Linked DNA regions of Mus musculus: all the other regions are linked to region 2. Evidence: chromatin loops called from intact Hi-C (ENCODE). Cell type or tissue: heart. All regions are shown on one strand. Links, peaks and the distances in the headings refer to the core of each region. The heading gives the core; the rest is flanking DNA.

What was found. Peaks named below come from ENCODE experiments on the same cell type or tissue, not always from the same donor. Only the 100,000 strongest peaks of a DNase experiment are listed, where the experiment ranks them.
Region 1: a loop joins it to region 2, with 2.7 times the contacts of the local background. A loop is called at or near these places in 3 of 42 quality-filtered maps.
Region 3: it touches region 2 in a loop (12-fold over the local background); 12 of 42 quality-filtered maps call a loop at or near these places.
Region 4: a loop joins it to region 2, with 2.7 times the contacts of the local background. A loop is called at or near these places in 3 of 42 quality-filtered maps.

The regions. Positions count from the first base shown.
Region 1 is chr8:123,220,854-123,228,244 of GRCm38, reverse strand. Cdk10 (cyclin-dependent kinase 10) reads right to left here and starts at 3,404. Exons shown (of 13, transcript NM_194446.2): 1 at 3,277-3,404; 2 at 1,826-1,898; 3 at 1,228-1,299; 4 at 720-822; 5 at 504-585. The coding sequence starts at 3,363. Spata33 (spermatogenesis associated 33) reads right to left here. Exons shown (of 3, transcript NM_177279.4): 3 at 6,200-6,427. The coding sequence ends at 6,216. In heart, for the core only: no CTCF peak of the experiment used is centred there; a DNase peak (open chromatin) is centred at 3,414; H3K4me3 peaks cover 1,988 bases; H3K27ac peaks cover 1,513 bases.
Region 2 is chr8:122,472,056-122,479,446 of GRCm38, reverse strand. It overlaps Rnf166 (ring finger protein 166), which reads left to right and starts at 3,373. Exons shown (of 6, transcript NM_001033142.3): 1 at 3,373-3,584. The coding sequence starts at 3,430. It overlaps Ctu2 (cytosolic thiouridylase subunit 2), which reads right to left and starts at 3,304. Exons shown (of 15, transcript NM_153775.2): 1 at 3,152-3,304; 2 at 2,858-2,932; 3 at 2,463-2,541; 4 at 2,211-2,270; 5 at 1,202-1,262; 6 at 661-770; 7 at 253-554; 8 at 35-170. The coding sequence starts at 3,219. In heart, for the core only: a CTCF peak has its summit at 3,466; DNase peaks (open chromatin) are centred at 3,316, 3,821, 4,186 and 5,372; H3K4me3 peaks cover 2,574 bases; H3K27ac peaks cover 1,976 bases.
Region 3 is chr8:122,373,236-122,380,626 of GRCm38, reverse strand. It overlaps Gm39270, which reads left to right and starts at 3,543. Exons shown (of 2, transcript XM_030243895.1): 1 at 3,543-4,266; 2 at 7,087-7,336. The coding sequence starts at 3,556. The coding sequence ends at 4,194. Zc3h18 (zinc finger CCCH-type containing 18) reads right to left here and starts at 4,011. Exons shown (of 18, transcript NM_001029994.1): 1 at 3,827-4,011. In heart, for the core only: a CTCF peak has its summit at 4,150 (motif pointing left); DNase peaks (open chromatin) are centred at 4,036 and 5,069; H3K4me3 peaks cover 2,627 bases; H3K27ac peaks cover 1,866 bases.
Region 4 is chr8:123,209,935-123,217,260 of GRCm38, reverse strand. It overlaps Chmp1a (charged multivesicular body protein 1A), which reads left to right and starts at 4,473. Exons shown (of 7, transcript NM_145606.3): 1 at 4,473-4,595; 2 at 7,026-7,045. The coding sequence starts at 4,589. Spata33 (spermatogenesis associated 33) reads right to left here and starts at 4,403. Exons shown (of 3, transcript NM_177279.4): 1 at 4,264-4,403; 2 at 4,024-4,173. The coding sequence starts at 4,300. In heart, for the core only: CTCF peaks have their summits at 4,067 and 4,272 (motif pointing right); DNase peaks (open chromatin) are centred at 3,660 and 4,400; H3K4me3 peaks cover 2,435 bases; H3K27ac peaks cover 2,216 bases.

The DNA.
Region 1 (7,391 bases), core at 729-5,728, 750 kb before region 2:
CTCTGTCCTGCACAGCTAAGACAGTACTGCAGCAGACTTATTGTATATATATGAAAATATATGTGGTGTACATGTTTGCATGCATTCGTCTAAAGATAAAGAGGTTGACATCAGTGTCTTCATCAACTGCTTTCTGTGTTATAAATGGCGGCAGCATCTTTCATTTGAACCCAGGGCTGACCCAATTCATCTGCTCTACCTAGCCAACCGGCCTAGAACTACTCCTGCGATTACAGGCAGGCTGCCAGAGCCTCCTAACATTTATATGGGTGTTAGGATCCGAACTCACGCCCCACACTTGCACGCACACGTGCACTTTCCCCTCTGAGCCATTTCTCCAATCCCCCTTTCCTTTCCAGGGGCCTGCCATATGGACTGAGAAGACCTGGGGCTGACCGGCCTGTGCCACAGATGCCGTGCAAGAGGCACTCATTTCCGGCCGTCACAGTCAACACAGCCAGCCACCAACCAGAGAGCACCTGTGCAGCGCCTCCCTCTCACACCTGGGCCTCCGAGAAGGGTGTTGGCATATTTTCCAATAGGCTGGCCAGATCTTGTTCGCAGTAACCCATGACCAGGAAGATGCTAGAGGGAAAAGAGAAAATGTGTGGTATCTTCTATTTTCTTCCTAGTAGGTAAAGAGTCTGCCCGCTGAAGGAATGCTAACCCTGGGAGATGACGGACCCTATTGTGTGGGACAGGCTCAGGAAACCACACACCTCTCCAGGTGGTTGCCCACAACCACCTCCTTCAGCTCCACAATGTTTGGATGGCGGAGACGCAAGAGCAGTGTGATCTCACGCAGGCTGCTGATGGGGATGCCTGTAACCCAAGGTGCTCAGTGAGTGCCACCCGGGACACCACACATCCTGTCCTCCCGTCAGGGACAATTACGGTGACACCAACACCGTTCTTACTCTTGAATTCATTACAGATGTAGATTTGGAGGGTGACAATGACCTCCCTAGAGGACAGGGGCAAAAGGGTTTGGAGAGAATATACAATTTTACAGCTGGCCAAGGTGAGGAAGGTCTGGAAGGACTCAGGGAGCTCAGGTTCCGGCTGCGGTGACAGACTGTGGTGACAGGCTGGGCCAGCTCCCTAACTGCAATGCACACGCCCTCCGTAGCGTCAGTCCTGAGGAACCTCAGATGACCTGTGCTTGTGCGCCTCCCTGCTTGGATGCCCGAGCAGGCAGGGTACTCCTGCATCCTGCCCCCAGCTTACCATCCTTCTCTTTGTCCATCCGCACCTTCTTCAGGGCGACAATTTCATCTGTCTGGGTATCCCTGGCCCGATCTGAAACAGGAGCACACATGCAATGGAGCCTACCTCAAACCATCAAACTCTCTTAAGAGTTTGCTGAAATTCTTCTTTTTCTCTGACAACATAATGTCCAGCAACACTTGGTCCTTCTTCCGTTCCCAAGATGTGAGCTTGGGAATTCTCATTTGAGCTGGGTTGGGAGTTAGTGGAAACCTGGCCATCAGCAACTCAAGTGGAGAGGAGCTCTCCAAGCAATCTCTCACACAGCCTACTGCTCTGAGTTCACTTATGCAATATTACAGCACCACGGAAGGTGATCTACCTAGGGGGAAAGACTTACTTTATATGATAACGGCTTACAAATACTTATCAAAAGCCTCACAGCTCTGGAGCTGCAGGGAGCTTTGGAAAGTAGTGCATTTTACTGATCAGGTATCTCCATTCCATAGCTACACACATGGATTGCTGACATTTGCAATCCGAGGCTTATGTTTAAGCATCACACCAGTATAGAGTGTGAGCCTTCCAGTCCCCACAGAGCTCTTTCATGACCACTCACACACGATGCCATAGGTGCCCTCGCCAATCCGGTTCAGCTTCTCAAACTCCTTAACGCTTCGGCATCTTCCCAGCTGAAAGAGAGAGGCAGCCAGTGTGGGGATCTGGAAGCTAACCACACAAGTGACAAGTCTCACCCATACCTGGCACTGAGAAACGTGCTTGCATCTTGCTTACCAAACAGAAAAGCAACCATGTATTTGGAATTTTCTGATGAGTGAAGGGGACAGATACCACTGGAATCACTTTGAAATACTGAAGCATACTGAAGATGGCCTAAGTATCCCCTCCAACCCAGTGTTCCAAATGTCTGCTGTCTAGTACCAAATGGCCACAAGCCATGGGCACAAACACCTCTGTGCAGGAGAATCCGGCCTTCAACAGGGAGTGCCAACTTTTCATGTGTGAGGTGCCTTTCTAAGTGCATTAGCTAAGCATTCCTTGGGTACAGAAGGACCAGAGCAAGCTTAGGATTCTATTCCACCAGCCCCCTGCTGGCTTCCCGACTCTTAACTGCCCTGCCCTGGGTTCTGTTACTCTGATACCTGATGGCCCCCACGATCCACTCTGAGCTCCCTCCCTCCCTCCCTCTCCTCGAGGATCCCTGTTCACTTCGAAATTCCATTCACCAGGATTTTGTGCTGCCACCTGAGTGTGGTATACCATTCCTTGTCAGATCTGCCCAAATTTTGGCAACACTTCCTGGTCCAAAACAAATGTCAACTCTTCTACAAACTTCTTACAGAATACTCCTTTTCTCCAAAGTCTCCACTATTTTATATCTCGGCTTATTTCTGAGTCCAGGTCTCACTCTGTAGCCCAGGCTCCCCTCCAAAGTGGAGTGACCATCCTGCCTCAACTCCCTGACTGGGATTACCAGTGTGGACCACCACGCAGGACTCTGACATTTTTGACTTAAGGGACCACTGCACACGTGCATTTTCTCCCCCTTTAAGAACGGCTTTCGCAACCTCGGCTTCCAGTGCAGTGCTCTGAGTTAACTAGTTGTTAAGTGTTGTCTCGTGCCTTGTGCTCTGAGGCTCTTAGTTAATGTGCCTTGGCCTCGCAAAGCATAAACAAGAAGTTAAAAATACGTGGGCTGCGGCAAAACCTCTTCCCACCAAACGTCTACTGGAGCAGAAATCGGAGCCCCTTAAGGTTCACCTTCACATCACACAAAAGAGACAAGACTGTGGGTAACGCCAGGTGAGACCCCCGCGGCTGCAGGTGCCACCGGGAACCTCCCACTCTTCTCGCCCTTGGTCGCTCGTCCTCGGTCCCACCCCGCCCCAGCCTCTGGGCTGCCGATTTCTGCCCACGCCGCGGCAAACTCGGGGACTGCCGTTCCCCCTCCGACGCTGGAACCTCAAACTTGAACGCGACACGGAACGCCCCGGTGCGCTTCAGTCTGGCCCTGCCACTCAGCGCCGCACGAGTGGCACCCCGTCGCACCCTGTGTTCTGGAGGCACGGTGAAGAAACCTTCCTTACGGATACACTTCAATCGGATCTGATCCGACTCCAGGTCCACCTCTGCCATGCCCAAGCCGCTGCCGCCCTCTTCCAGCGCGCAGGCGTAACGCCCCTCGGCGCAGGCGCATGACGTACTTCCGGTTTGTTCTGGACTTGGGGACGGAATCCGCTCGGAGCGCAGAGGCTCTGTTGTCTTTTAGCGTTAGATGCAGACACACTTCTACAAAGCTGCTCAAAGTACCATCTGTAGGCCAGCCTGCAGAAGACTCAGATTGGTTTTGATCAACTGGAGGAAAATGCGTCTCTTCCCTGTTTGCCATTTAAGTGAGACCAATTCCAGCGATCAGCCGTGCTTTCTGCCCTTCCAGACCACCACTGCTGAGAGCTATGCTTTCTGATAGTGGTTGGGTACATTCTCCGAAAGCTGGATGTGTGGGAACCCAGTCATTCCCGAGGCCAACCTCGTCCCCATCACTAGCCCAGGACAAGACGGAAGGAAACCTTGTACAGCCCGGGCAGCGTACACGAGAAAATGAAGATAATTAATGTACTGACCACTGGAGAGCAACTCTAGTCCAAGTGGTTCTTGGAGGTTGCACTCACTCAGCTTTTTTTGTTTGTTTGTTTGTTTTGCCAGGCAATAAGAGTGCCCGGCTGCTGGGATTTGAACCTGGTCCCTTCTGTCTGGAGCTCTGCACCCTTAATCGGTGAGCTAGTGCTGCAAGACTTGCACTTAGCTCTTGTACTGAGTAATGAACTCAGAACACCAATTGGCTCTGATCATCTGTGGAGGGTTTATATAGATTAGGAAGATGAATGTTCCTGCTTCTAAATGGCCAGAGTGCAGGTCCATGTGGGCACTATACTTAGGTTAATGCAAGCAGATTAGTTGGTGTTTGGACACAGTGCCATATGCCTGTAATCATAGCACTCTGGAGACTGAGGCCAGAAGATTCTGAGTTCAAAGCTAGAATGGGGTGCATAGCCTATCTTAAAAGGCTTTCAGTAGTGTGTCAATAAATCATGCCGGGCGTGGTGGCGCACGCCTTTAATCTCAGCACTTGAGAGGCAGAGGCAGGCAGATTTCTGAGTTGGAGGCCAGCCTGGTCTACAAAGTGAGTTCCAGGACAGCTAGGGCTATACAGAGAAACCCTGTCTCGAAAAAAACCAAAAAGAAAAAAAAGTCATAAATAATAATACTGTAAGATTTCTAATGGATTGTTTGCTATCTTACATTTCTTTTTAACTTTGGAATTCAGCTTTCCTCTGGGCACACTGTCACCTGTAATTGCAGCAGTCAAGAGGTTGAGGCTGCATGTTCAAGGCTGGCCTGGGCTATATACTGAGTTCTAATCCAGACTGGATTGGATGTGAGACCCTATCCCTGTTTCAGAACTCCAGCTGGGATTGTAGCTCAGTGGTGGAGCGCCTGCCTAGCATTGGGTCAAGTCCTAGGCTCACTCCTTAGCACTACATACACAAAGTTTTTTTTTTTTTTTTGCTTTTGCTTTTGTTTTTGTTTTTGTTTTTTTGAGACAGGGTTTCTCTGTGTAGCCCTGGCTGTCCTGGAACTCACTTTGTAGACCAGGCTGGTCTTGAACTCAGAAATCTGCCTGCCTCTGCCTCCCGAGTGCTCGGATTAAAGGCGTGTCTCACCACTGCCTGACTACAAAGCAATTTTAAAGTTAGTGGCTTGCAGACAGTTCCATTAGGCTCCAGCAACAGCAACAGCAACCTAGCAACAGCTTATGTCATCATCTGCCATCATGTGAGAGCCAGGCCTGTTTGAGGATTGCTAACACCCCAGCTTTCTCTTACCTCCTATGCTCTCTCCCTCCTTCTTCATTCTCTCTTTCTCTATCCCCACATGTTCCTGGCTGGCTTCTTCCCTTCTCTCTCTTCCTCTCTTTCTCTCTTTACCCTTCCCCACTTTGCCTCTGCCCCTTCCCTGCTCCACTTAGTAGGCCTGTGGCATTGCGTGATGGTTCAATGGGACTCCTTATCATGGGAGGGGCTCCTTCCTGTTGCATTATACCACATTATAAAACACAACAAAATTAATTTAAGTCATGTGTATGAATATGTGTGTGTGCATGTATGTATACATGCATGCATACAGTCAGGCCTGCAAGTGTATACTAGATAGGGTAGTATGTATTTTATATACTAGCTGGTATGATGTATCTGTTAGGATCTGTTGGCATGTGTTACAGGCAGCAGATCCCCCCAGCCCTAGTACAGGCGAAGGTTATGTTTGTGATCCTGATGGCCATACCACTGTCTCTGCTTAGCCCCCAGAGGCCAACCAATATGGCAGTTTTGTCTCATGGCCAACATGTCTGGCATTCCTAGTGGTCCTTTGCTATAAAGACCCTTCATCCACAGGTCCAAAAGAACAAGACAGCATTCACAGGCTACTGCCAGAGTCCCAAGTGCCCCATGCCCTCCTCACCTCCAGGACACATTTCATTCTTTTGCATCAGTAACAAGTCTCATAACATGCTAGGATCCCAGCAGCCGGGGTCTGCTCTGCTCTTGAACTTAACAGTGAGGTCTCACACTGGCCTTTTCCCAGACTGGGGGCAGAGCGTTTACTGACCTCCGATTTCTTCCACCTTCAGATGCAGATGAGCAGAGAGGATTTTAAATGCCCACCTGAGTCACAGTGTGAGTGGCCACCTGCTGTCTAGCACTGCATAGCTGGCTGTTGCCAATCCAGTCAGACCTTCAGGACCTCCGGATTTACTCTGAGTCAGCCAGCCCCCCTCTCCCCATTGAACTGAAACTGACTTTGGGAAAACTGTCACTGAGACAGAACGTCAAAGCCTGAAGACATAGACAGATGGGTATTCGGCTGCAGGTCAGGGAGGGGTGGCCCTTCTGTCACAGGAAAGGATCCCAGCTACCGAGAGCTCTCATTTATTCTGTGTTGTGTACATCATAGGCTGCTATTGTGCTGGGGCTCCTGTGTCGGTGGTAAGGACCCCAGTCGGCATGCTCCCGAATGGTTCTCTGTTCATCGTTGTCGGGGATGCCGTAGCTGATTAGCGTCTCGTTGGAGGCCCGGGTGATGATGATCTGCGGGATGACACTTCTCTTCTTGCTTGACCTTTGCTTTGTCTCAGGTTTGTCTAGAGGGAAGAAAACATCCATCCATTTAGTGTGTGTGGAAACGTCCATCTTCCACAATCAAGACAAAGCCGCTCTTAGCTCGCGGCAAAGGGAACAGATTCAGCACCAGCAAGAAAAACAAAACAGAGCCCGGCGGTGGTGGCGCACGCCTTTAATCCTAGCACTTGGGAGGCAGAGGCAGGCGGATTTCTGAGTTCGAGGCCAGCCTGGTCTACAAAGTGAGTTCCAGGACAGCCAGGGCTATACAGAGAAACCCTGTCTTGAAAAACCAAAAAAAAAAAAAAAAAAAAGAAAGAAAGAAAAATTTGAGGCTAGGGGTTGGAGAGATGGCTCAGTGGTTACTGACTGCTCTTCCAAAGGTCCTGAGTTCAATTCCTGACAACCACACCGTGGTTCACAACAACCTGTATAGTGGGATCTAATGCCCTTCTCTGGTGTATCTGAAGATAGCAACAATATACTCACATAAAATAAATAAATCTTTAAAAAATTAAATAAATTTGAAGCTAGCCTGGGATATACCAGACTCTGATACTGTTTCAGAAAACAAGAGTACAAGAGTATAAGCTAAGAAAATATTTTGTTAACTTATAAAATATTTTATACATTTTAGTTTAATGCATTTGTGGTTTGTTTTGTGGTATTTTTCTTCCTTGAGATGACCTCACTCTGTTGCCGAGGCTGGCCTGGAGCCCAGAATTTTCATGCCTTAGCCTCTCCAGTGCTGGGATTATGGGTAAGAGGTGCCATGCTTGGCTCTTTTACATTTCAATTTCTTTTAAAAAAATTTTTTTTTTTTTAGTTTCATGTACATGCATGTTTTGCTTGTATGTCTGTGTCCCATATGTGTTGCCTGGTACCTGTGGAGGTCAGAAGAGGGCATCTGACCCACAGGAGCTCGGTATTTGTGAGCCACCATGTGGGTGCTGAGATTCAAATCCAGTTCATCTATCTCGTAGAGCA
Region 2 (7,391 bases), core at 1,077-6,076:
TCAAAGGACAGCCTGGCCTCTAGACCCTGCATACCGTGTCCCAGGCGAGGAAGGCGCCTCTCCCCAGGGCCAGGTTGGTCATAAGCTTGATGGCCAGGCGGGTGCAGGTCTCCCCTGTCATTACCTTGCAATAGCCATGGACTCGGGCTATGTGCACAATCAGATGGGTCCTGGGATGGGGAGAATCATGGGAGCTGGAGCCGGAGCCCCTCCCACAAGCCAGGCAGGGCTGGCCTGAGGCAGTGTGCTCACCTCAGGGTCTGCAGAAGCTCCTCTTTGGCTGTCAGTGTCTTTATGGAGCTGAACAACCTAGACAAGGCCTCTGTCTGAGCAGCTGTGGGGTACCCGGCCGTGCCTGAGGGTTCCCGGCCGTGGGATGGATGCAGCCGAGCCTCTCCCTGAGCTGGGCTGGCACCGGCCTCAGCTCCCAGCACACGCTGCTGCTGCTGCTGCTGCTGCTGCAGGAAGCGGTCCACGGCAGCCTTGTAGGCCTCCTCTGTCCCTGCTGACTCCTGGGAAGTGCAGCATAGCACTGATGGGGGCAAGCTGAACACCTTGAAAGATGAAAGAAGGGACACTGAGTCCAAGGTCCATGGAGCCTGATGGGTATTCTCCCTCCAAGGCCACCACAGGACCCTTTACAGGGGCAGACCCACCTACCTCTTCTAAGGCAACCACATGCCATGGGAAACCAGTGTTCTCCAGGATCCGCTTCACCTCAGCCACCGTCTTCTGTCTGTCCTCCAAGCTCTGACCACAGGCTGCGCCCTCTGTGAAACCCAGGGGGACACATGTAGGTTTTACAGAGGAAGAGCCTGATGGGACAGGCTGGGGGGGGGGCATCAGTGTCACATACAAAAGTCCCACCAGGTCTGTTCTGTAAGAGCAGGACTGGCCTTTTCTTTGGGGTGCTTTCAGACAGGCTCCCCTTTTCTTTGGGGTGCTTTCAGACAGGCTCCCCTTTTCTTTGGGGTGCTTTCAGACAGGCTCCCCTTTTCTTTGGGGTGCTTTCAGACAGGCTCCCCTCACAGCTAAAGAAACTGGCTAGTCTTTCTGTCCCAAAGACAGCTCTAAGCTCACCTTCTTCAACCATGGGCCCTTCGATACAATTGGAAGGCACCTCTGTCCCCAGTCTGTCCCCTGGAAAGCCTGTGGGGCTCATGCATGGCTGGGGACTAGGAAGAGGAGTGACCACACATACCATCAACATAGATGACTCCTGGCACAAAGCGCAGCCGTTTCGCAGAATCCTGACTCAGGCCCTAGAAGGGAAGTGTCAGGACTCAGCTCTGGCCAAAAGCACTTCTCTGGAAGTATGCTCCAGTCAGTGGACCAAACTGCCTAGGCCTTCCTCCTCACAGGGGTGTGTGGGGCCAAGTCTTCCCTCCTGCATGAGGGCATGTCCTATCTGAATCAGAAACTTCAGAACTCTCCCCAACCCCCAGCCTGTCTCTGACACCTAAGCAACCTGAGACAGCGGCTGAGCCATGGGGAACGCTTTTACCATCTGCTGGGTTCCCCAGAATCCCCAGAAAGTGTTTTGAAATGTAAGAACTGAGGTGACAATACGTGGAGAGCAGGGGCGGAGTCTCCCATGAGAAGCGGTATCAGACACTGACGGCTTCACAGTGAGCTCTCACCTTCACATGTGTAGGTCTGGGGGACCAGCAGGTGACACAAAAGCCACTCAAGTACGACACAGGTCATTCACACTGGAGCAGCACCGCCACTGAGACCTCCCCTACCAAGACAGCCTCTACACTGGCCCCTCTAGCTGGTACCCTACAGTGAGAGAGCATGTAGTTCCCTGCTCTGCATGGGGTCCCTCAAGGAAACCCTGTATACCTCTGCAGGTTCAGACACTCTTAGCTTGAGTCCCGTTCCATCTGCCCCACTCCCTTCTACCTATGCTGCTTCTCCCGTTGTTTTTGGCAAATGCTTCTCTCTGCTCTTTGTCATGATTGGCCAATCTTTGAAACTGTGTCCTAACAAATAAAGCTCAATAGGGATGTAGCCTGGGACCCTGTGTAGGGCATGTGTCTGGACTGCACACCTGCTGAATATATATGGGACATCCTAAAGGTGTCCCAGTTGGGGTGGGGTGGGGTACTGTCTAGTGTTAACCAAAAACTTCCATAGTATAGGCTGAGGAAGGAGGCCCCTGCTAATTCAATCCAGAAGCTTACGCCCAGAAGATGGTGTAGATGTACCTCAAGCACTTGCCAGACCATGGAGCTGGACGAAGGGCCCCCAGACCAGGACAGGAGCACCTGGGGGTGGGAAGGGCAGCATCAGCACGGAGGCATGCATCCGCAATATGAGCATGTCTTGTCCACTTCTTGGACAGCCCCAGACACCAAGTCTACCCTCAATGTCCAGGGACAGTAGGCCAGCTGAAGAAACGAACATAAACGGAAGACAGCAGGGCTGACAGCCGAGCGCCCAGGCACCACACATCGTACCTTCTCCCCAGGAAAGATGACCCGGTTCTTCCCAAGCATGGCTCTGAATTTGTGAACGTAGAATGCCTTGAAACAAACCCTGTAACACAGAAGCAAAGGGAGGCTGGCTGCACCTGCGCAGGAGACTGTGGGATTTTGTTTGACAGGGTCATCTCTGCAGCCCAAGCTGGCCTCAGATCGGAGGTAATTCTCCTGTCATGGACTCTGAAGTGTTGAATTGACGGGTGTGCCTAGTTTAGATGACAAGGGTCGTCACCAGTGGTTCCCACCACTATTTACGGTTAGGGCTAAGCACTTACAAGTTACCGCGCCTTTACAAGAAAACAAGCAAGCCTGGAAAAGGGGCGTGCGGGGGTGGGGGTGGGGTGGGGTGGGGACGGCTGCCCAGATCTCACCTGCAGAAGGCATCTCCCGCTCGTATCACCACCACCGGCAGGCCTTCTGCGCACTTCACACATTTCTGCTCCCGGCTTTGAGAGAACAAGAACATATGTGGCAGAATTCTCGCACCATGGCGGGCTTGGGGGAGTCAGGGTCGCGCTTCCCGGCCCGAGCTGGCGGAGGAAGCGCCAGGCTCACGCGCCAGGGCCTAGGTTTAGTTCTAGCCGCCGACTCACAGCAGTCCCGGAATTCCGGTTGGTGGGGAACCGAAGGGGACTGTCCCCGGCCTGGTGGTAGAAGGTTCTTACCTTGGCCGCGGCACGGGCGGAGGCTCCCGCCGCGCCGGCCCCGCGTAATCCTCACCGGCCTGACACATGGAGGGGTGGGTCCCGACTGCGGAGTGGCGTGAGGAGCCGGCGCGCTGAGATGCCGGCGCGCTGAGATGCCGTCACCGCCGAGCGGGCGCTGTCGTGACGCAACCCGGGGAGGTGGGGCCTGGGCGGTGACGCCAGCGCGGCGCCGTCGCGGCAGTGACGCCGGGTCTGCCGGCCTGGATAGGGGGCGGCGGCGGCGGCCTGCCCCGGGGATGGCGATGTTCCGCAGCCTGGTGGCCTCGGCGCAGCAGCGGCAGCCGCCGGCTGGGCCCGCGGGCGGCGACAGCGGCCTGGAGGCGCAGTTCAGCTGTCCCATCTGCCTGGAGGTGTACCATCGGCCAGTGGCCATCGGCAGCTGCGGCCACACGTGAGAGCGCGCGCCGGGAGCCCGCGGGAGGGGGGTCCGGGCCGGGGTCGTGGCTGGCGGCCGAAAGGAGACGTGGGGAAAGCAGCCCCTGCCCGCCGGCCGCGCGCGCGCCCTGCACCCGCCCCGGCCCCGCGCGTTGCCAACGGCCGCCGGCTGCTTCGAGGGCGGTGGACGCGGCCGCTGCGCCGAGCGCGGGGGTCCGGGCTTGCAGAGATCGGGTGAGCGGGCCGTTGTAAATAAACGACTTGTGGCTTCTGCAACCCACTCTGTTCCACCCCATGTCTACTCGTGTTGACTGTCAAGGAAATGAGTTTCCCTAAAGTTAGGAGAGGGACGCGTTTGGAGCCTGGTGTTTTGTTTTGAAGGACTTGGCCTATTCTGAACAGGAAGCTTCCAGGTAGCGGGGCCTAAAGGGACCCAGACATCAAGCACTTCGTTAGGTGCCCAGCTGAGCCAAGACACCCCCCACCCCCAATCTAGCGGCTCCTCCTCCCGTGTTTCAGGAGCAGAAACTTGAGGATGTGACTCTGCGCGGGAGGGAGCGGTGCTCAGGGCCTTCACAACCCCAGCCTGGTTGGGAGGGAGCCAAGATAGAACGTCTGCTCCATGACCTCCCCACAGTACAGCTCTTGAGATTAGCCGATAGAGAACGGGCAGGAGGAGGACTTGTCAGCAGACAGCCCCTCTGCTTGGGGCAGGACAAGGTGCACCCAGATTGGTGGGAGGCATTTTGCAAACAGAGGCAGCTGATTTTGGAGGCTCTAATGCAGAGGGAACTGGAGCCGCTTGGGTAGGCGTGTGCCTGCGAGTCATACAGGGAGGTGGCAGAGACCTTGTCTCCATCCAGGGCTGCCTTGACTTTCCCTGCCCCCTGTGTCAGGCTGAACCGAAGACTGGATCCCTCTGGAGAGCTCTGCTAGGTTGTCTTGGAAGAGCACAGCTAGCTCCTGCTCAGCCTAATGCTCCTGTGATATTCTAGCAGGAAGCCTTGGATCAGGACCCATTTTTTTGTATGCACGCACAAGTGGGTGTTTTACGGTGTGTTCTGTGAAGTGTTGTCTTTTTTTTTTTTTTTTTTTTTTTACAATCCCTTCACTCGGTGCACACAGGCCACTGCTGCATTCTTCAGTTTGCTACTATTCACCAATCAGTATGTGTTGTCCTCTTAGAAAGGTAGAACACGGGATTGAAAAGCACCTTTAAACCTGTAAACCTGTTCCCATTGCTCCCTCTGCAGGCTTTTATCTGGACAGCGTCACCTTGGGAAGGTGGCCCTGCTTTCTTTGCCAGTTCCGTTTCCCCAGCTGTTCAGTCCTACCTTTAATTCGCAGTGTCTGTTGGGTGTAGCCCTTGTTTAAAATAAGTGTGAGGGTTAAGTTTTCACATCACCTTTTAAAATGTCACTGATCCCTCTGTCTTCACCTCCTGACCAGAAGCTGTTTCCTTCTTGAGGTTTTTTGTGAGTAGAACCCTCCCTACAGAGTTGCTGCACTGCTACCCGGACAAGAGAAGGAGAGGAAGTGGGGAGACTTTGTGGCTGCAGATACAGGCAGGAGGCCTGCCAGTGGCGCCACTGTGGAGGTGTGCTCCAGGAACTATCCCAAGGCCACTGTAGAGGTGTGCTCCAGGCTGTATCCCAAGGCCACAGAGGAGCAGTCTTGAGACTTCACAAAGCAACTTTGCCTGAGGGAACTGGCTGCCTTGAGGGTGGAAGAACACAGGAAGGGGCAATGCAATGGGTGTTCTCTCCCACATTCACGCCCTCAGTTGTGTCACATGGTGGAGAAGCTGCCCTACACCAGCCTCTGTAGATGCAGGCAGGAACTCTCTGTGGGAGAAGTGTGGTCTGGAAACTAGGCCAAGAGCCCCACGTTTCGTTCTACTTCCTCTTGGGGAGAGTCACCGCGTAGACTTGAGACCTCCTCGCCTTCTTAGAGAAGGAGTGCCTTCCTCTGGCCACGCCAGCATCTTTGAAGGCCTGCTCTTCTGGGACCATTTTCCTTTTTCCCAGTGTGGCCTTGCTCTCCCTGTGGGTTTCTCTGAGGTAGAATATAGGGCTGCATGGTTTGTTCATTCAGATCAGGCATGGTGGCTCCTACCTATAAATTGGTAGCACTCCTAGTATTTGGAAGACTGAGGTAAGACAGGAATGAGTTCAAAGCCTGGCACAGGCCACAAAGTGAAGTCTTTTTGTTAAAGTTTTTAGGGTTTTTATTTTTTGTTTTATGGGTGTTTTGCTTGCATGTATGTCTGTATCATGCATGCACCTCCCATGGAGGCCAGAAATGGCACTGGACCGCCTTGGGACTGTAGCTGCAGACAGTCGATAGCCACCATGTCTGCAGGAGCAACCAGGGCTCTTAACCAGTGAGTCACTGAGCCATCTCTCCAGCCTTGTGCCTCAAAAAGCTCAACAACTGTAGAAGCCATTGGTTCCCCTCATGCTCAGTCACACAACCTTTAGCGCCATCTAGAACATTCTCCACCCCAAAAAGCAGCCACTCCTTGCACAGTCCTGGCATCTGCTCACCAGTTCGCTCACTCTCGGGATTGGGCCGTGCTGCACATTTCCTATAAACGGAACTGGGATTCCAAGTCTGGGTGTGTGGTTGCTGGTGCCATCTCTGCCTGCTCTGCCAGGGTGAGGTAGGTGAGAGCAAGCCACTCTGACTGCAGGACAGTGCTTCCGAGAGTCCTTCACACCCACTGAGTGTCGACTCTCAGGCTGATCTTGTTTCTCTTGGCTCTGTTAATATGGCTTGCCAGGTGGTAGCTCCATCAAAAAGAAGGGTGCAGGGACCTTTGACACTACCTAGGGGTCCACCACCCTCATTGTTTCAAAGAATATTTTCTTTTTTTTTTTTTTTTTTTTTTTTTTGGCTTTTCGAGACAGGGTTTCTCTGTGCAGCCCTGGCTGTCCTGGAACTCACTCTGTAGACCAGGCTGGCCTCGAACTCAGAAATCCACCTACCTCTGCCTCCCTGGGATTAAAGGAGTGCGCCACCACGCCCGGCTAAGGACATTTTCTTGAGATCTCAAAGTGCTAGAAGGGACATTGGCTATGTCACCTGCAAATTCAGGAATATTCTGACACCTGACCAGTGTGGCTCATCATCCTGACCCCACAGCCTCCAAGAGAAGTAAACTTTCACACTGTCTTCTCGGAGCCTCCTCCTTCAGTCCTGGAGGCTGAGTCACTCCCCCTCCTCCTACCCGGTGCTATTAATGAGCACTTGCCATTCTGTGCAGAGGTCACCTCTTAAAACCTCAAGCTTCCACATTAAACCTAGAATCTTAATGGGCTCATATCAATAAACTCAGCCTGATCTAGTTTTATGTTCCTTCCACCATTATCCTACACACGTAAAGTCCATTCCCACACATATTCCCCAGGCTTCTGCTTAGTGAGTTAGCAAACTCATTAAGCTCCTTAGTAGTATGGCTCACTTCCTCAGGGACTACATTTTTTTACCTCCTGTCTAGGAGCCTGCTAGCATTAAGTCTGGTTATGGGTCTAGAGGTACCTACCTGTTGGTGGGCGCTGAGAGACATCAGTGCTGTCTTGCCTGGCGTTTCCTTTAGTCAGAGTCACTGCTGTTTTAGCAGACAGTGAACAATTAATTTCCTCAGTCAAAGGTAGAAGAGGCAGTTCAGGGAGCCGGAGGTAGGAGTCCATCTGCTGAGGGTGGAGACTTCTCAGGAAATAGACCTTCGAGGATCCGAGGCTTCAGCCTTCTCAGCTTCACTGTCGTCCTCCCACGCGTGTTCATCCCAGGCACCAGGATTCCACTCTTTCCCAGTTAATGT
Region 3 (7,391 bases), core at 1,287-6,286, 99 kb after region 2:
TAACCTGCTCACAGCTCTTTCTGGGGCTCTGGTACAAGTTGGTTTGCTTTTAGTTTCAGTCAAACTTGAGTCTAACAGGTTGGCTTTTTTTTTTTTTTTTTAATATTCCTGAAAGTCTTGAGATGAAACCCTATGGAAAGAAACGAAGACTGAGTGGCCAACCAGATATCTGAACCTTAATAAGCAGCAGACTGGTAAAGGGGGGAGGCTGCTCTTTATTTGGGCTTGTGAGTTAAAGCTTGAATCCTTGCTTACTGCTTCCAGGGTTTAAAATCTCAGGCCAAGTCAAGCACAGCTGCCAGGCCTCAACGCCGTCACCTGAAGGACAAGAGCAGCAGCAGCAGCAGCAGCAGCTCCCTTATGGGGTTGTCACAGCCTGGTACCTGAGGATGCGCTGGAAACACACTCTATATATGTGAGTCTGACTTAGAGAGAGAACTCTCCAGGCAAAGCAACCTCATACCACTCCTGTCAACTGCAGTCAAGTCATCCAGAGCTCTCAAGAAAAGCTTGCTTACTGATGACTGGATAACGTGGGACAGCCCATCTGTCAGGTGCTGAGAATGCTGAAGACTCCTGAAAAACGAATGCATTTCCTCACGCCTCATGGGTTTTGTTTGTTTTGTTTTTTGAGACAAGGTCTCATTCTGTAGCTCTGACTGTCCTGAAACTCAAACATCTGCCTGTCTCTGCCTCCCAGGTGCTGAGATTAATGGAATGTGCCAGCATGCCCAGCTTCCTCATGCAATTCTTAATCCCTATATCAACCTTCCAAGTAAATAAACTGAGGCTATATGGCTACTGCATATGTCTCAGGACTGCCATTCAGGAATATTCTGGAACCTGTATGCCCAGACATGGATGGAATTATTGCCACTTCCAGCGGCTGAAGTTACTACTATAAATCCTTTTTGGTATAGACCATGCATAAACCTCTAGGTTCTGTTTCCCTCTCCCTCCCTCCAAATATCAAGGTACTAGACACTCCCCACAGGAACATCAATTTTACACAAAGACACAACCAGGCTAACTATCTTGAGAATTCTAAGAGGCTGGTGTTCTGTGTGCATGCCCAGTGAGCTTTTCCACCCTCCAGATGAATTTACAGTTACTTTGGCTGCCAGGAGTAAGTCAACTTCTGATCTGTAAAGGCAGTTAATTATTGGCACACATGCCATAAAGTAGTGGGGCGAATAGCTGTCCTGGTGTGTGTTTGCAGCGAAGGACAGAGGACTCCTGGGATCACAGGCTGTTCTGAGCAACCAATGACAAGTTATAAACAAGCTCAAACATATAAAATTTCTCTCTTCCTTTCTGGTAGTTCAAACCCCAGAATTCCTCTCTAAGTTAGGAATCTTGTTTCTTGCACTGTGCATTACTCTGTCCATCTAACTGCAGCACACAAACTCCAATAGTTTGTTTGAAGGCTGTTATAAGTTGGGATCTTGTTTCCAAAAGCCCATACTGGGAAATCAGTAGAGGGACTGATCTCCAGCCATGCTCCAAAAAGGTCCACTGTCTCTCTAGGTATCAGTATTCTCTGTTAAGACTAATTCTGCCGCTCGGTGGTGGTGGCACACGCCTTTAATCCCAGCACTCGGGAGGCAGAGGCAGCGGATTTCTGAGTTCGAGGCCAGCCTGGTCTACAAAGTGAGTTCCAGGACAGCCAGGGCTATACAGAAAAACCCTGTCTTCAAAAACAAAAACAAAAACAAAAACAAAACAAAAAAAAAAGACTAATTCTGTGTGCTACCCTCTGCTGGCTGCAGGGAACTCATGTGCTACATATAAGCTGTGAATCCGGGGATCCTCCAGCCCAGCTACAATGTTTACAATCTTCTTACCCACTAACCCAGTAGTGCAGGACTCTCACAAAGTTTAGAACTAACCTTTAGTCCTCCTATCCACAATGGTGAACCTGTTCAGGGGTGGAATGACAGTCTTTCAATATCTCTGTCCCCAGCTGCATTTGACATACTGGAAAATGCTTGACTAAACGACAAAACCCCATGAATCCAGGAACCACCTGTTGCATACTAGAAAGAGATCTAATAAAGTTGCCTGTTTGTAAAACATTGTAACAGAACTCCAGAGCAGCGTTCTGCTCTTGTGTCAGCAGCAGCTCAGGAAGGCCAAACTGACTCCAACCACTCTACTACTGACAGAACAGTTATGTCGTGGTCTCCTCACAGCTGGGTCATTTTCAGCAACTGCTACAAGCTACTTAATAGCCTGGCCTGGTGAATTTACCAATTCAGGTTAAAACAACTCTTGGGCAAACATGGGGTATGACTTGGGGAGGGGGGCAGGGTTTCTCATCGTAGCCCTGACTAGCCTCGAACCAATAGAGATATACCTGCCTCTGCCTCTGCCTCTTGCGTTCTGAGATTAAAGACTTGGTCACCACTGACTGGCCTACTACTGAGAAACGTGTTCCAAGTAGGTTTTGTTAAGGAGGCTCGATAACACACAAATACAACTTCTGGAAAACGACTTTTCCTTTGAACCAAGGTCTCACTTTGTAGCTTTGGCTGTCCTGGAACTCACTATGTAGACCAAGCTAGCTGGAACTAAGAGACCCCCTCGCTTCTGCTTCCCCCCAAGTTCTGGGATTAAGGTGTGGGCCACCATACTCAGCTGTGGGAGATGAAGTTTAGCAGAGCAGAGCCTATGTTGATGTCTAAGTTCTGTTATGCCTGGTTAAAAAAACTTATTCATAGCTCCATCCATGTATAGAGCAAGAATGTCAGGATGTTGAAAACACCACCCGCAAAGTGACTTAAGCTCTGCAAAAACTCTTCGGTAAGGAGATGGTCTCCTTGGGATGGTCTGCAGATGACAAGCTATCTCTTTGGAGATGAGCAAAGCAAACTTACCTGCTGAGTGTTCAGGAAGTAAATCCGAAGTGCTCTTAAAATGTTTGAGCATTCCCCATCTACGACTAGAGAGGAGTTTCAGCTTTGGGGACATATTGATTGGTTCCAGAACTGGCTGGCTTCAAACGTGTTCAGATCATTCGCATTCTCCTCTCAGGGGGCTGGGAAATGGGAACTAGCCTAGGGACAGAGAATCTCAACCTCTGCCTTGGGATAGGTAATGTGATGAAGAAGAAACAAATGCCTTCTTCTACTACCCTCAAATGGGTCTGAAGATTACTCTTGTTAATAAGTGCCAAGAAAAAGCTCATTTGAAACAGCTATTGTGCCCGGTAAACTCAGCTGTCAAAAGTATACGGGAAACTAAGTATCTAGTAGGGGCGAGACTATAGGTCTTAGTTTAATTTCCTTCTAGCACTACAATCGCCTGGCTACTTTACACTAAAGAAATGGCATCTCTAAGCTCACAGTCCAAGAGGCGAGGAGGTCACACTTCCTAAGCGACCCGGGACTCTTGGAGCACAGTGGGTCCGTCCAACCTGTGCTCGCTTGAAGTTGCGAGAGCAAGTTGCAGGAGGCTCCAGAGAGTTCAAAGTTCCCTGCAGAGCCCGTCGAGAGTCCAAGCGGGCCTCCTCCCGAGCCAACCTGCGCGATCCGCTCCCCTTTGTGGGCGGCGAACATGTGCCACGCCGAGTGGCCCGGAAGGGAAAATGACAGCTTCAGGAAAAGCAACTTCACCACGGCAGACCGCGGCGCGCCACGGCACCCGCCCGGACGTCCCAGGCCGCAGCGGGCTCGCGCCTGCCCGCTGTCCCGGCCCGCGCTTCGGCCCGCGGCTGCGCACAGCCGGGGGCGCGCCCGAGAGCTCGGGAGGCGGCGCCGGGCTCCGGGGCCTCGCTCCCGCCGCCGCTGGGGCGGCCTTCTCCCCGCCGCCCGCCGGCCCAGCTTACCTCAACGCGAAGACGGGAGGCGGCCACGGCTCCGCTGTGGTGGGGGCAGCGTGGACGAGACGTTCCTCAGCCTTTTCGCTCCTCACTGGCTCCGGCTTTGGGCACGACGCGGGCGGAACAAACGGGCTCCACTACCCGCGGGGGCCGGCCATTGTGCAACGTCATCAGGCCGCGACGGCCGTCTTGCGAACCGGCGGGCTTCCCTCGCTAGCCCCGCCCTCTTCCGCACTTCCTTCCGGCCTCCGCCGGCCTCGCCTCCGCGGCGCGCGCTCCCAAGGCTCTGCTACTGCGCAGGCTCACCGAGGTCGACCCCGCCCTCTAGCGGGCCTCCTGGCGGCGCGTGCGCAGTCGGTGGCTCTTCGTGGTAGTTGCTTGGGATGAGATCAGATGAGGAGCAGGCGGGATGCGTGCCGGAAAGGGAAAGCCCTTTGAGGCTCTTGGTGAGTGCGAGTGGACACTTCCAGGGTCTGAAAACTTAGCATTCGTTTCTTCAGGGCACGAACTTTCTGCCTTATTAAATATCAATATTTTGCCGGGCTGTATTTAATCCCAGCACTTGGGAGGCTGAGGCAGGCGGATTTCAGAATTCGAGGCCAGCTTGGTGTACAGAGTGAGTTCCAGGACATCCAGGGCTACACAGAAACCCTGTCTCGGAAAAAAAAAAATCAATACTTGACCAAAAGTGTTTTGGGGGCTGGAGTGTAGCTCTGAGGTTGAGACAGCACCTGCCAAGTATGTGCGAGGCCCTGGTACCCTCAAAAAAAAAAAAAAGATTTTGGAGTTGAAGGATTTAGATCCTCTTACCTGTTTCTGTGACGCTAAACATCTCTGGCATCGTTAAATTACCGTGACCCAGTGTAACCTCCCTGGGGAGGACTTAAACTGATTGGGTCATTTTTCAGTCCCCTCCTACTACCCAGATGGGGCTCAGCTGCTGGAGCCCGAAGTCCAACCCCCCCCCCCCCCCATGACCTGATAAAAGGTACGGAGATCATTAGGTACTGACCCCTTGCAAATTTTGAATCTGATCTTGGTCTTACTGGTTAGGGGCTGCCTGTCTTCCTCAAAGTGAAACCACCCGGATGCCCATAAACTGATATAAGGGGGGGGGGGAGTTCTGGTCTTACAGTCCTGCATTAATTGGGCCACAGAAAGGGATGAAGTTCAGACACATGCTACAAACACCGAGGACGCCTAGGAAGGCGCCAGTCATGACAAGTCGAATACTTTTGACTCCATAATGCGACTGAACTATGCCGCCCACCCTCCAAGTTACTTACATGTGAAGTCCTAGCACCAAGCTGGTATGGATTTCAAAGCAGAGCCTCTCCGTGAGGGTATAAAGGTGGGGTCTGGATCTCATAGATTGGTGTCCTTCAATAGATACCAAGGAGAGCTATTTGAGAGATCATGCTAGTGCTGGGATTAAAGGTGGCTGCCAATCAGGTCAGACAGAAGGTTCTCCCTCTCTCTCCCCCCTCTCTCCTATGTATGTGTGCATGTATATATGTATATCTCTTTTCATACACCACCACCACCACCATCTGAGGAGACAGTGAGAAAGCAGCCATCTGCAAGCCAGGATTAGGCCACGCTGGCCTCCCACCTCTGGAAGAAAATTAACACCAACTGCTCAAGCTACCCAGTGAAATGAGCCGAATCAAGCCAGATTAGATCTTATTCAAGCCAGGTTTACTGGGAAGCTGCTTGCCCGCGAGCTCACTGACCCCAAGGACTGAGGCCAGGGGAGTTGCCAGGTCTGCTTAGCTATGTAAAATATGCACCTTGGTCCCTTATAATGGGGTCTAAAACTAGACATTGTCCACCTGCATGCTACCATGCTCCCCTCCATGATGATGGACTGACTAATCTCTGAAACTGTGAGCCCCTAATTAAATGATTCCTTTTTATAAGGAGTGCCTTGGTTGTGGTGCTTTTTGACAGCAATAGAGCAGTAACTAAGAGACCAGACTTGAGTAGTTAGCATGGCAGTGCAAGCTGCATAATATTCAATTTATATAAAAATATAAAATAGGCGAGATGGCTCAGCGGGTAAAAGCTCTGACTGCTCTTCCAAAGGTCCTGAGTTCAAATCCCAGCAACCACATGGTGACCCACAACCACCCATAATGAGATTTGACGCCTTCTTTGGGTATGTCTGAAGACAGCTACAGTGTACTTATTTATAGTAAGCGAGCAGGGACTGAGAGAGCAGGGTTGACTGGAGTGAGCAGGGGTCCTAAGTTCAATTCCTCACAACCACATGAAGGCTCGCAACCACATACACACTCATTCTGTCAGTTCTGTGTCTCTGAGTCATACAGAGCTCTGAGATGGTCAGACAAACACTTCATAAGATGTTGGTGGCCACCGCAGAAATGCAATCAGTAGAGGCTGGGGAGATGAACTGGGGAACGAGTCGGCCTTCCAGATGGATTCTGAACTTCCCTCCTGTTCTCTATGCTCTCCATCCCTGGCTCTTGCCTGAGTTAATACCAAAGTCCCCTCTTCTCACTCTTGCTTCATTTAGAACCCAATTTCAGCAACTCCTGCAGTGGCTTCTTCAGCCACAAGATAAAAGCTACACTCCTGGTGCCCCGCCTCCTATGGCCTGGTGTCCCTGGCCCATTTCTCCCATACTCACATCCTCTTTCCTGTCCCCAGGTGTGCTGGATGGGATTTTCTTTTCTTCTCTCTCTCTCTCTCTCTCTCTCTCTCTCTCTCTCTCTCTTTCTTTCTTTCTTTCTTTCTTTCTTTCTTTCTTTCGTCAACTTGACATGAGCTAGAGTCACCTGAAAGGAAGGAACCTCAACTGAGAAAATGCTGCCCCCATAAGATCCAGCCATAGGGCATTTTGTAAATTAGTGATTGATGAGGGGAAAGCCCAGTCATTAGTGCATGGTGTTATCCCTGGGCTGGAGTTTCTGGGTCCTCTGAGAAAGCAGGCTGACTGAGCCATAGGGAGCAAGCCAGTGAGCAGCACCCCTCCATAGCCTCTGCCCTGCTTGAGTTCCTGTCCCGACTTCCTTCGATGGTGCTGATAATGACGATGACGATGAAGAACAGTGCTGTGGGAGTGTAAACCAAATAAACCCTTTCCTCACCCAACTAGCTTTGGTCATGGTGCTTCATTGCAGCAATAAAAAACCCTAACTAAAGACACCAGCTCTTCGCATGGGCCTCTCAAACTACCTGAAACCCCTCTGTCTGATTCACATTTATTCACGCCTGGGTCTTACCATGGATGGAATTCTTTTCAGCCACCCTCCAGATGTACTGGGGAGAGGTGCCACCTGTGTGTACTACTCAGCCCTGCCAATCAAGGCATGCCCCCGGCAGAGTGTTCTACACCAGAAATCCCTGCAGTCTCCATTCAACAGACCCAGGTGATTCTGATATTCCAAGTATGTGAGATTGGTGGGTGACCTTGGGATCCAGGAGACATGGACAAGAGGAGACACCAAAAAATATATATATATGGCTGGCGAGATGGCTCAGCAGGTAAGAGCACCCGACTGCTCTTCCGAAGGTCCTGAGTCAAATCCCAGCAACCACATGGTGGCTC
Region 4 (7,326 bases), core at 2,327-7,326, 740 kb before region 2:
TCAGGACCTCTAGAAGAGCAGCCTGTGCTCTTAACTGCTGAGTCATCTCCCAATCTCCTCGCAAGCACCTTTTCTATTCACTCTTACTCTTGTGGAGACAATCTGTGTATGGCCAAGAGGCTACACGCAGATCTTCAACGTATCAATTCTCCACGCAGAACTTATACAGCCCTTCCCCTTTCTGCTGGTGTTTTGTGTCAGTGTTATTGTACACTTACCACACACACACATGCCCACGTGTGTGTGCACACACATACACACATACACACAAGCATTCCACTTATTCTCCCTGTCTTCTATAATTGGTCTGCTTTTCTTAAACTGGAATAGAATAATTAAGACTATAACATTTTATGTCTTTAAACTTTTTTATTTAAAAAAAATACTCATAAATTCAAACAGTTGCAAAAGCAGCAAGAGGTGGCCCCCTGTTCCCTTTACACGGTTTCCCCAGTGGTAGCATTTTACATTAGTACAGTGTCAATCCAGGAAACTGACATTGTTCCCGTGAGTGTGGGGCACGTGCCCATCTATGTTCAGGGAGCAGCCCCATCTGCATAGCATGCAGGCATCTTCCGCCAGAGACCCCTCCTGACACCCCCTTTTGCCCACACCTCTTCTCCCTGTTCCTTTAACCCTAACATCTGGCACGCAGGTCTGTTCCTCACCTCTCTAATTTGTCACTTGGAGAACATTCCTAAGGGGGCCACACAGGGCCTGAGGTGTTGGGGGTTGCTGCTCTCTATGCAGGGTCCATTGCTTTTGTTTTTTATCATGGTGGAGACAGAACCCAGGGCCTTCAGCATGCTAGGCAACTGCTCTGCCATAGAGCTACACTGCAGTCTACACCGCAGTCCATGGTCAGTTCTTCATTATTATCATCTACTATCCAAACTGACTGTGAAGATGGCCCAGCCTAGGTCTACACTCTTTGGTTCATTTATGAAAATCCCCTTTCTCTTATTTTAATTTTAAAGTATATGTGTGTGTCAGATTATGAATTTGTGCATGAATGCACTGCCCACACACAAGATGGTATCTGATCTCTTGGAACTGAAATTAAAGGTGGTTGTGAGCTACCCGATATGGGTGCTCAGAGCTGAACGCAGGTCCTCTGGAAATGCAGCGTAAGCCCTTAACCACTGAGCCACCTCTCCAACTCCTTCCATGTCTATGTGCTGAAGGGATCAGATCATGTGGGGCACAGAACATTCAACATTGTAGAGTAGGCTGACTATAAATCTGTGGTGTCCTAATCTCTTTGTATATATCTGTGGAATTTTCAATGTAAAAATACCTAAGCATATAGATACAGTATGTATAAAATAACATACCCCATCTACAAGCTGCCATGATACCTTTTTAAAAAACAAATCAGGGCTTTAGGATGTAGTTCAATCTGCTTGAAATGAGTGACCCTCCGGCCTTGGCCTTCTGAGCTTGGGGATCACAGGAGTGCTCTGGAAGTGACAGGCAAATTTCCACTCTCTGTCACCATTTACCCCTTGATCTGAATATGACTGCTGTGTTACACCTGACTCCAAATGCTTGCAGCTTAAAATAACTTGTCTGTCGTTGTTATGGGTCAGAGACTTAGGACAGGCTTGTCTAGGCAGTGTCACTTGAGGTCCCATGCTTGGCGTGGTTGGATTATTTCTAGGCTGTGTCCTCGGGAGACTTATCTGGGCTACAAGTGCTGTTGATAGCAACAGGCTGTGAAGCCTCAAAGGCCAGAGCCTACAGTCACCCAATGTTCACTCAAAGATCCAGCCCAAGGTTCCCAACTATGGTGCAACCCAGAGCCTCAGAGGTGGACAACCATGGGTTAGTTTGTGGGGGATGTATGTATGTATGTATATCACGTATGTATGTATGTATGTATGTATATCATGTGCATATCTGGTGCCCACAGAGGTCAGAAGATGGCACTGATTCCCCTGGAACTGGAATTACAAATGCCTGTGAGCCACCAAATAGATCCTGAGAACGTTAGCCAGGTTCTCTGTAAGAGTAGCAAGTGTTCTTAACTGCTGAGTCAACTCTCCAGGGCATCACATAGCCCGGGCTGGACTTGAACATGCCATGTAATGACAGCTTCCTCTGAACTCACGCTCCTCCTGCCTCAGGTGTTAAGATTCCAGGCATGTGCTACCATGTCTGCTTTATGGGGCGCTGGTGAAGGAACCCACACCTTTGTGCTTCTTGTATGGTAGACACTCTCCCTAGGGCTTTGAAAACACAGGGTCTCACAATGTTGCCCAAGTTGGGCTCACATGATCCTCCTGCCTCAGTCTCCTGAGTAGCTGGCACTATAACTCCATGCCTAGCCTGTGCGGTTTTAGAATCCTTTCCAAATGAACGTGGGCCCAGCACCTGGGGAGTTGCAGTAAAGGGACTGTGAGTTCAAGGCCTTCCTAGAAAGGAGGTCATAACATACACGGACATTTACACCTGGCTTCCTCAGACCTCATGCTCTGAGGCTCCCTCCAGGGTCGCATGTGTCAGTGGCTTTGTTCCTGTGACTGCTGAGCCTGCTCCATCATCTTTTCTTGACACCAGACTCACTTGGTTTTCTCTTCATGTCCACCTGCATTTCCTCCAGATGTTGACGCTGTATGACAGGTGTCACCGGTGGCCTTCAAATGGGGAGTTCCTCGCTGGCAAAGGCCTTGTCTACCCTGATGCCTTACAAACTTGTAGAGCTGGAGCCATCTTAGAGAGGCTGGGCAGATGAAGCCTATCTCAGAAAGGCTTCCTTGCCAATAGCAAGCAAGGCCCCACATCTCTTAAGGGTCAGCATGGTCTGTGTGCCTGTGAGGCTGCAGCCTTCCAGATCCCTTGGCACTGTGAAGGAAGACATTCCTGAGGTTGAAAGCGACACAATGGAGCACAGAGTCCTCGATGCCGATGCCAGGCATGGTGGTGGTGGTCGCCATCTCTGACCCATCTTTGGTGAGACATCAAACCACAGGGTGACAAAATCTTGTTTAGTTGGCTTTTCTGTCATCAGCTAAAAGCGCCCTGATCGACAGATATCACATCACAAGCCTCCCTAGGTCTGCAGCCTCTGTGTAGCCTTCTAGCCTCAGATGAGGGGCCCCTAAGCTTCAAGGTCAGACCTCAGAAATCCAGTCCCAGCACCTGGATTTCAAACTGCCTCCCCAAGACCCATGGGTGCCTCAACCTCTTTCTCAAATGAGAGGAGGGTCTGTGCTTTCTACCTCCAATCCTTCTCAACTGTCCTCGGCTACTGCGCCTCTGGCTTCCACCAGATTCCGGCAGTGAGCCTGGGGTAGGTCCTCCTAGGGCTCTGTTTTTCATACAGGCCTCCATTCTGGAACCAGAAAGACAAAGCATCCAATTCCTAATGCCTTCCTTGTTTTAAACCTGCAACAGTTCTATTTCTGACAATGGGGGGGGGGGGGGTGTCACAGTGTCGGAAGGCTCTGTACGTTTCCTTCTGTGTGGCCATACCAAGCTACTATAAAAGGTAGAAACAGGCCAAACGTCTGCCTCGGGGAAAAGTGGAATTCGCAGCAGTTTCTGGTGTCTGCCAAATGCTGGGTGTGAAAAGAAACACTTTTGTCCCACTCACGGTCCTTTCTACCTTGAGACGCCCTCCCATCTTTGTGGCCAGGCTGAGGGACACCAAGCCCTCTCCGCTCAGGAGTCAGTCACACAGCAGCCTGGCCAATCACCCGAGGAGAATTCTGCTCCAAGCTGTAACATGTTGAAGGGATCACTGTGGGACCAGAGAGCACCCTACTAACCCTCTTTGGGGAACACTTTATGGATCGCTCAAGTTTCGTCTCAATTTCTTTTTTCCTTCTGAAACAGGGTCTCCAGATATACAAGATGCCCTTGAAATCCCTGTTATAGCCTAGCCTAGAGCCAAGGGCAGTGCTCTCGCTCACCTTCCCTGCACCGAGAACCCTGTAATATTTACCTCCCGGGTCATCATCCTTAGAAAGAGGTCCCATCCCTGCTGCCTTGCCGCGGCCGGTCTCCTCTGGATCTCCCTACCTTCAGACGAAGACGACGGCCTTGAGTGCTTGGATGTCGCGAACAACAGGCTTTCGGCAGGCTGCGACTCCTTGTCAGACTGCTTGGCCTCCTTCTCCATTACTTTCTCCTTAGACTTTGTAACTAAAGTGGTAGTGCTCTTCTCCTCCTCTGAAACACACGGACGGACAAGCCGTTAGACCTACAGCCCGCGGACGCCCGCACGGAGGGCGGGCCTCGCCGCCAGGCGGCGCCCTTTACCTTTCTTCTCTCTGGGTTTGCTTTTCGACTGGCCCATAGGTGACCCCGCCGCTCCAGCCGGGCGGCCTCGGGGCCGGTTAACCCGACCGACTCACAAAACCCACACTAGGCTCCGGGAGCTCATTACCATGGCAACCGCGTGCCGCGCGAGCCGTGCCTGAGCCCCGCCCAGGCCCCGCCCAAGCCCCGCCCCGGAGCTATCTTCTCGCGACAGCCGGCCGCGCGACCGGAAGCGGTGGCGACCCCGGAAGCCCTCGCGGAGACAGCGGGTCCGTAACATCGCGTCCCCTGCGCCGCCCCGAGGGCTGTGCTAGCCCGACCGGCCATGGACGGTAAGGGGCTGTCATCCACTTCGGGGTCGGAGCGGGAGTCTGCGGACGTCTCGCCTCAGCCCCATAACCCAGCCGGACCCGCCCCGGGCTTCAGCCCCAGACTCTATCCCCCCGGGCCTGGGACCCATAGTCTATACCCTGTATTCGGACCGGGACCCGCCCCCAGCTCACTGGGCTCGAGACCTCCGACTAGGACCTGCCCTGGGGCCTGCAGCCCGTGTAGCCACCAGGACCCGACCCGGTGCCTGAACCCTGACATCCTAGCTGAAACCCTCTCCTGGGCCTCGATCGCACAACCCAGCAGAAGCCAGCTCCCGATTCTTGATTCCAGACCCCCAGCCAGCTCTTACCCCTGGGTCTTGTTTCTTTACCAGATCTCCCCAGGCCTGCACCCCACGCCCGGGATCCAAACCCTGAATCTTGTCCAAATGATCCTACACCCGACCCCCGATCCAGGCCACTTCCACTAGCCACTCTCCCTGTTTGTTTTGTTTCTGTTTGGGGACAACGGAGTGTGGTCAGAAGGCACCAGAAAAGTACCCAGAGAAATAGTAATTAAGATACAAAGGAGTTCAAGTGCCAAACAGTAGGATTTTGGGTTCCCTCCTAGTAGGAGGGCCCGGTTAACCTTAGGTTAACAGGTTGGAAGGGAACCACCCGTAGCAGTATGAGTCACGAGTCACTTCGACCTGCCGTGGCTCCAACCTCTAGACTCCCAAGGAACTCATAATAGGTTTTATGGGCTAGTATCATAGAGTTTTTGTTTGTATGAGACTGCTTCTCTATGTAGCCTTGGCTGGCCTAGAACTTACTGTATACACCAAGCTGCCCTTGAACTCAGAGATCTGCCTACTTCTGCCTCCCCACTGCTGGGATTAAAGGTCTGTGCCACCGCCTAGGGCTGTAATGGAGGTTTTGTTTTGTTTTTAAACTGCTTTCTGAAATGTAGAAAGCTAAAGTACTGTGTCATTGTTGTAGAAGACGTAAGAATCCTAGACTGAGCCAGGCGTGGTAGCGTACGCCTTTAATCCAGCCTGGTCTACAAAGTGAGTTCCAGGATAGCCAGGGCTATACAGAGAAACCCTGTCTCGAAAAACAAAACAAAAACAAACAAGCAAAAAAGAATCCTAGACTGTCCCTTGGGAAGAAGATGGACCCTTGTCTGACATTACAGTTCACTCTGCAGCTCACAACAGGGTTCTCCCGATTTTCAGAGTCCAGTCCCTCTAGAGTCTACATGAAAGTACGGGCTAAAATGGGGGCGATTTGGCCAGTGTCCTAAAACTAGTGAAATGGCTGGACCATACCTAGGTGACACTGTTCCTCCAGTCACTGTGTCATGGTCAGCCTACCCTGAGTGGTGAGAGATGCACAGAGGTGATTGCAGCCCGGCAGGTCTCTGCCAGGCCCTGTCTGCATCCACAGACCCTCAGTGCCCTGAGTCTGGACTGCTAGGGTAAGGCTTTAGAAATTAAGTATGACAGCACTCTGCAGATTCAGGAACGGAGCCAGTTACCGATGCGGTGTGCGGTGGTTCCAACTGTAATGCCAGCCCTCAGGAGGTAGGCAGAAGGGTCAAGAGGTCAAAGTGTCCCCAGCCTCGGCTACTTAGTGAGTCTGAGTGGGAATCCTGTCTCAAAACAGCAAACATAAGAAATTGAATTTGCCTGTCCCAAGTTTTTGTTTCTTTTTTGTTTTTGTTTTTGTTTTTCAAGACAGGGTTTCTCTGTGTAGCCCTGGCTGTCCTGGAACTCACTCTGTAGACCAGGCTGGCCTGAAACGCAGAAATCTGCCTGCCTCTGCCTCCCTAGTGCTGGGATTTAAGGCGTGTGCCATCACCGCCTGTCCCGTTCCAAGTTTTTGAATGAGTAGCTAGTTTGGTTGTTCCTATTTTGGCTTAGTACAGGTGGGAATAGTGTGTGCTGGAGCCTGGTGCTGTGGCTTAGAAATGCCAGCTGTCATGGAGTAGCCTCTTCGGTGACCTCAGGCTTACCCCCACACTAATTCCATCTATTTGCCTTTGGGAAGATAAAGGAAAGGCTATGCAAAACCAACCATGAAGTATTAAGGGTTAAGTTTGGTACTGAAGATAAAGAACGCCACGTGTTTTGTAAAGTTGAATAAATTGTAAGCCACCATCTCCACTCTGACCATGGCCAAAAGCTGCATACGTCACACTGTCTGTCCTTAAAGTAGCCCTTTGAGATTGTCCTATGTTCCTGACAAAGTTAGTGAGGATCCCTGTTGGTTTGGAGGCCTGTGTCTAACATGGCTCTATCTTCCGACTGCACTGTAGGACAGACAGACTTCCAGTCTGGTGTGAGCCAGCCCCTGGCATCTGCAAGGATCCCACTGAGTCCGCTACCTTGTCAGATGCGTTGCTTGTTACGTCTCTTTAAGTTCTCTAAACTGTGTCCTCTGTCTTTGCAGATACCCTGTTCCAGTTGAAGGTTTGTACAAAATCACCCTTCCCCAGTCCTGTCCTGGGACCCAGCAAATGACGATGAGAGTCACAGCGGCAACCAGTGATGCTTGGAACTCAGACCCCAAAGTCACAGGGACGTTATTGTAATTGAATGGCAGCCACACAGCGCTCGCTCAGACGGCTGACCAAACACAGGCTCGTTCTTTGTTTTTGGCTAAGTAGAAGCAGATCACTCTGACTTGTTCATGAGGACGAGTGTGTTATTTCTAAGAAACACAACTGGGCAGTACATGCATGCTTTGATGT